Regions from separate parts of the Homo sapiens genome. Here region 2 is linked to region 1. The links are chromatin loops, found by intact Hi-C in ENCODE. Cell type or tissue: heart right ventricle. All regions are shown on one strand. Links, peaks and the distances in the headings refer to the core of each region. The heading gives the core; the rest is flanking DNA. Region 1 overlaps LOC105378102 (a long non-coding RNA gene). Region 2 overlaps QKI (QKI, KH domain containing RNA binding).

The links. Peaks named below come from ENCODE experiments on the same cell type or tissue, not always from the same donor. Only the 100,000 strongest peaks of a DNase experiment are listed, where the experiment ranks them.
Region 2: a loop joins it to region 1, with 4 times the contacts of the local background. A loop is called at or near these places in 2 of 110 quality-filtered maps.

Annotation. Positions count from the first base shown.
Region 1 is chr6:163,936,003-163,938,810 of GRCh38, forward strand. All of the region lies in intron 4 of LOC105378102 (a long non-coding RNA gene), which reads left to right. Among named protein-coding and RNA genes, the nearest start is that of QKI, 520 kb to the left of the region's middle. In heart right ventricle, for the core only: no CTCF peak of the experiment used is centred there; no DNase peak of the experiment used is centred there.
Region 2 is chr6:163,438,022-163,440,829 of GRCh38, forward strand. The region is part of intron 1 of QKI (QKI, KH domain containing RNA binding); the gene reads left to right. Among named protein-coding and RNA genes, the nearest start is that of QKI, 25 kb to the left of the region's middle. In heart right ventricle, for the core only: no CTCF peak of the experiment used is centred there; a DNase peak (open chromatin) is centred at 1,096; H3K4me3 peaks cover 229 bases; H3K27ac peaks cover 1,319 bases.

The DNA of each region.
Region 1 (2,808 bases), core at 184-2,683:
CCAAGGGGGACATCAGGGTATATGGGGGTGGTGGCAAGAGAGGCCCTGGTTTCTGTGTTATCCTCACCCATCTGAAGTTCTCCGCTCTCTCAGGGTATAGCCTAGAGATTTCTACCTTTGACTCTCTACTCTTATATTTTCTTCTTGATGTTTTCAGTATATCCTAGACCATAACTAAGTAGCAGACTTCTTTTCCTTGTCTCATGTCATTTTTTACAAGTAGTAGAAGCACAGATCTCATCCTAAGTGAAAGGGGGACCATGTCCGAACTCTAGGAGAGAGGGGCACGGATGCGGGTCTTCTGGTCCTGGTTTTTGATGCGCTAAAGGAGGAGATAAAATAGTAGTGCTTCCTCTCCAAACAGTATTTGGTTCATGAGCTCAATATTCAAAATATTGAACAATTCAACAATATTTAGTTATTGTGCTACAGAATCTTATTTTACTATAAAAAGCTGTAAAGCTACAAAGAAAAAAATATTATACAGATTGTTGGTTTTACCCCCTAAATCCATTCTTCTACAAGCCAAAAATAAAAGTCAAAGCATGTCAGCCAACTGATGGGCCCTCCCCTTGGCCAAGGGCATTCCAAAGTTAATCTGAAAAATGAATTCAGGCCACAGTGGGAAGTGGGGGTAAGATATGCCTCATGATCCCTTCCTTTCTTTGGAATTCAGGCATAGCTGACCAGCATTAACATTAAAACAGAAACCTTAAGACTGACAAACAGACTCTTTAAGTCTGATAAGAGACATTTAAAATCTATTTTCTCTGAAGCCTGCTGCAGGGAGGCTTCATTTGTGTGATAAAACCTAGATCTCCTGGACCCCGTATCTTAACTCAGATACTCCCTTCTATTGATTCCAGGTCTTTAGATGAACTCTTTCAACCAATTGCCAATCAGAAAATTGCCACCTATGACCTGGATGCTCCCTGCTTTCAGTTTTCCCATCTTTTCTGACAAAACAAATATAAATTTTACATATATTGATTGATATCTTATGTATTTATTGAGGTCTTATGTGTCTCTGAAATGTATAAAACCAAGTTATAGCCTGACCACCTTGGGCACATGTTCTCAGGATCTCCTGAGAGCTGTTTCACGGGCCATTGGCCACTCATATTTGACTCAGAGTAAATCTTTCAAATATTTTATGGAGTCTAACTCTTTTTGTTGACACTTCTTATCTTGCACTCGTGTTAGAATTTCTACATAGGCATGCTGCTGCCTAGCCAGCCCATGCTTCCAAGATTCCCTTGCAGCTCATTTTGGCCATAAGTCTATGTCCTGGCCAGTGGTGTGTACAGAGAGGGATATGTGGAGCTTCCAGGTGGTGCCTCCTCTTCCCTTCTGCTGTCCAGGATACCAATGTGGGATGAGCCAGCATTGGTGCAGAGCATGGTACGTCATGAACCCCACATATCCGAGAGAGGTCTCAGTCAATTTAGTAAGTTTATTTCACCAAAGTTAAGGATGTGTGCCTGTGACAGCCTCAGGAGGTCCTGGTGACATGTCCCCAAGGTGGTCAGGGCACAGTTTGGTTTTATACATTTTAGGGAGACCTGAGACATCAATATGTTAAGATGTATGGTGGTTGGGCTGGAAAGGCAGGACAACTAGAAGTAGGGAGGGGGCTTCCAGGTCGTAGGTAGATAAGAGACAAATGGATGCATTGTTTTGAGTGTCTGATGAGCCTCTCCAAAGGAAGCAATCAGATATGCATTTATCTCAGTGAGCAGAGGGATGACTTTGAATGGAATGGGAGGCAGGTTTGCCCTAAGCAGTTCCCAGGTTGACTTTTCTCCTTAGCTTAGTGATTTTGGGGTCCCAAGATTTGTTTTCCTTTCACAACCTTACGGAAGACAGAGCAACAAGGCAGGAGGAGGGAGCTGCCCTTCCAGCTGGATGTTCCTCTCATCTCAGTATTTTATGAGAGAGAAATAAACTTCCAACTTATTTAAGCTACTGTCATTTATGGTTTCTGTGATAGTGGCCAAACCTATATTCTAACAAATCTGCATGTTGATAACTTTGAAAACATCACCCTGATTAAATTAAGATGGCGTAGTAACACTGAACTTCACAAAACTTCTCAGGATACAGGCCATGCAGACAAGCTGAATAAATGATTAGTGAACCAGATAAATACATAGGAAACATTCTTAAAACATTAAAGTACTTGCAAATTTAAGGTAATGGTACATGCTTATTTAACTTGGTAATCTGGAAGCTAGCCTTATCCCAAAGCCTTTTTTGTCACGTTATTTTTAGTAAGCATGAATGTGAATGCCTACCCTTACGCTAATCCTGGTTGATTAAATGAGGAAGAACCTATCTGTGGGACAATCAACCCAATCAACCCACAGAGGGACATTAGAAGTAGAGGAAGCTTTTGCTGGTGTGACCATTTGGTGAAAGTTGCCTTTAATATTTGAGTCATACATGATTGCAGCAGCTGTGCATTTGATGTTGATAAAAACAAAATAATCTCAGATTGTTTCAGTGAGGGGTCAAAGTAAAATATTGCCATCTTCTATTTATTAACTTATGGGTGGTAGGTGCAGGAGTTAGGTGTAAAGCAGGGCTTTTTTTCCCCATTTTTTTTAATGGTAAGAGTGAACCTGTTTTTGAGGTCATGGTCACAAAATGTGGATGTCAAATTGTGCTGTCTTTCAAAGGGGTTCTCAGGTGCATCTCCGGAATGTATTGTCAGAAAGCTCTGGGGGCCCCCTGTTCAAGAAGTCTTGCTGCCATACTGCCGCACTGATTAGATGTTTTCCAAGCTTCAAGAAGCTGCTTCTTGAAAGG
Region 2 (2,808 bases), core at 41-2,540, 500 kb before region 1:
TGGTTGAATTTTAAGGAGGAACTTAGTAAAAATGAGTTGGGAAAATTAACCTGTTACATTCTACCTTCCTTTTGCTATGTATAGTAGATCTACATGTGAGAAGTCATTTGCAAACAGCATTTGTTAGGTGTCTTTTCTAAGTATTTTTTATGCCTACAAAGTCTGGGAAAAGACCATTTTCAGATTTCAGATAATATTTCAGATAAATAATGATCAGATCAGTAGATACTGTCTTTCAGATCTATCAGAACACAGTATTTCCAGAATATAATTTTACATCACAGTCATCATTTATAATGACATTGATGACCAGTACTATTATTATTTTAAAGAGAAAGATATATATACACATACACATAAAGTCATGCATTGCTTAAAGACAGTGATAGATTCTGATAAATGCATCATTATGCTATTTCCTTTTGCGAACATCATAGGGTGTACTTGCATAAATCTAGATGGTATAGCCTACTACACACCTCAGCTGTATGGTATAGCCTTTTTTGTTCCTAGGCTGCAAACCTGTACAGCATGCTACTGTACTGAATACTGTAGGCAGTTATAACACAATGGTATTTGTGTAAACGTAGAAACATTCTAAACATAGAAAAGGTACAGTAAAAATGTGGTATAAAAGATAAAAAATGGTATACCTGTATAAAGCACTTACCATAAATGGGGCTTGCAGGACTGGAAGTTGCTCTCGGTGAGTCAGTGAGTGAGTGGTGAGTGAATGTGTGAAAGTCCTAGGATACTACTGTGGATTTAATAAACATTGTATTCTTAGGCTGCCCTGAATTTATAAAAGATATTTTTCTTAAGTAATAAATTAACCTTAACATACTATAACTTTATAAACTTCTAAATTTTTTAAACCTTTGACTACAATTACAGTTTAAAATACAAATACATTATACAGCTGTACAGAAATATTTTCTTTATATCCTTATTCTATAAGCTCTTTTCTGTTTTCGAACTTTTCTATTTAATTTTTACTTCTGAGTCCTTTTTGTTGAAGACAAACACACACATTAACCTAGGCCTGCACAGGGTCCAGATCATCAGTTTCATCTTCTTTCACCTCCACAGCTTGGCCCACTGCCAGGTCTTCATGGGCAAGGGCTGTATGGCTTACCAGTGTGTCTCCAGCACAGTGTCTGATACCACAGAAAGATAGGAACTACTGCATTAATAATAGCAGATTCTTGAGCATGTATTACATGACAGACACCTACAAATATTTGTTGTTCAAGCGAAAGAATTTATTCTATCAAACTCAGAATTTTCGCTCTAGAATAATCCTTCGTGGTTTTTTTTTGTTTTTTTTTTTTTTCGGGGGGGTGGGGGACGGAGTCTCACTCTGTTGCCCAGGCTGGATTGCAGTGGCACGATCTCGGCTCAATGCACCCTCCGCCTCCTGGTTTCAAGTGATTCTCCTGCCTCAGTCTCCCGAGTAGCTGGGATTACAGGTGCCCGCCACCACACATGGCTAATTTTTTTTTTTGTATTCTTAGTAGAGATGGGGTTTCACCGTGTTGGCCAGGCTGTTCTCAAACTGCTGACCTCAGGTGATCCACTTATCTCGGCCTCCCAAAGTGTTGAGATTACAGGCATGAGCCACCGCGTCCTGAATCCTTTTTTTTTTTTTTTTTGAAACAGAGTCTCACTCTGTTGCCCAGGCTGGAGTACAGTGGCTTGGCTCACTGCAACCTCCATCTCCAGGGTGTGAGCAATTCTCATGTCTCAGCCTCCCGAGTAGCAGGTAATACAAGTGTGTGCCACCACGCCCAGCTAATTTGTGTATTTTTAGTAAAGATTGAGTTTTGCCATGTTGACCAGGCTGATCTCGAACTCCTGATCTCAAGTGATCTGCCTGCCTTGGCCTCCCAAAGTGCTGGAATTACAGACGTGAGCTACTGTGCCTGGCCTAGAATAATCTTAGAAGTCCTCATGGATGAGTAAATATGGATGGTGAAAAGCTTAAATGAGAATGTCTTGTCTGATTTTCATTCCACTTTTAATTTGAATATACCATTTCCTTTCCCCCCTCATTGTATATGTCTCTACTTTTTTGTTCTTTACTTTATTCATAGTTCTAATTTCTACTCACTGCCCCATCTTTTCCTTCTTCTCTATCTAGCTCTTACCATCTGTCATCACTGCTTTTCCCACTATCATGATCACTCACTCTAGCAGCAACCAAATTTAACTTTGGGGATGGAGCAGTAGTGCTGGAGAGGCCAAATGGTATGAGTAAAAGAATACAGCTTTTGGAGTCAGCTAGATTTTCATCTTTATGTGGTCTTTGGTGAAAGTACTTAATCCCCAAATCTCTCTTTCCTAACTATGAAATGAAGGTGAAAATATTACTTACCTGTAAGGGAATCTACCTGATAATAATGGAATAAAATGCTGACTTCCACCACAGAGTTCTTGGGGAGGCTTTTTATGTGGAAAGACATTAGACTTCATTACTCTGAATTCTGGATTTGTATCTCCTAGCCATATAGACTGAATGACTGTAGAATCCAACATAATGCTTTTAATATTGGCATAACTTCCTTAGTTTAAGTTATATGATGAGATGTAGAAACTCAATAAAAGGTAAAATTATTCTTTGTGTTATGAAGTATGTTTAGAGGTTTCTTTTAAGAGGTCTTATTTTGCTACTCTGCTTCAACTATAGTTTTTGTTCATTTAGTTTGTTATAGAACTGGGACCATGTCTGTATTTGCACATGACTATATTCCTAGGGCCTTGGCCAGTGCCTGGTACAGAGTAGGTGTAAAATACATAGTTGTTGAATGC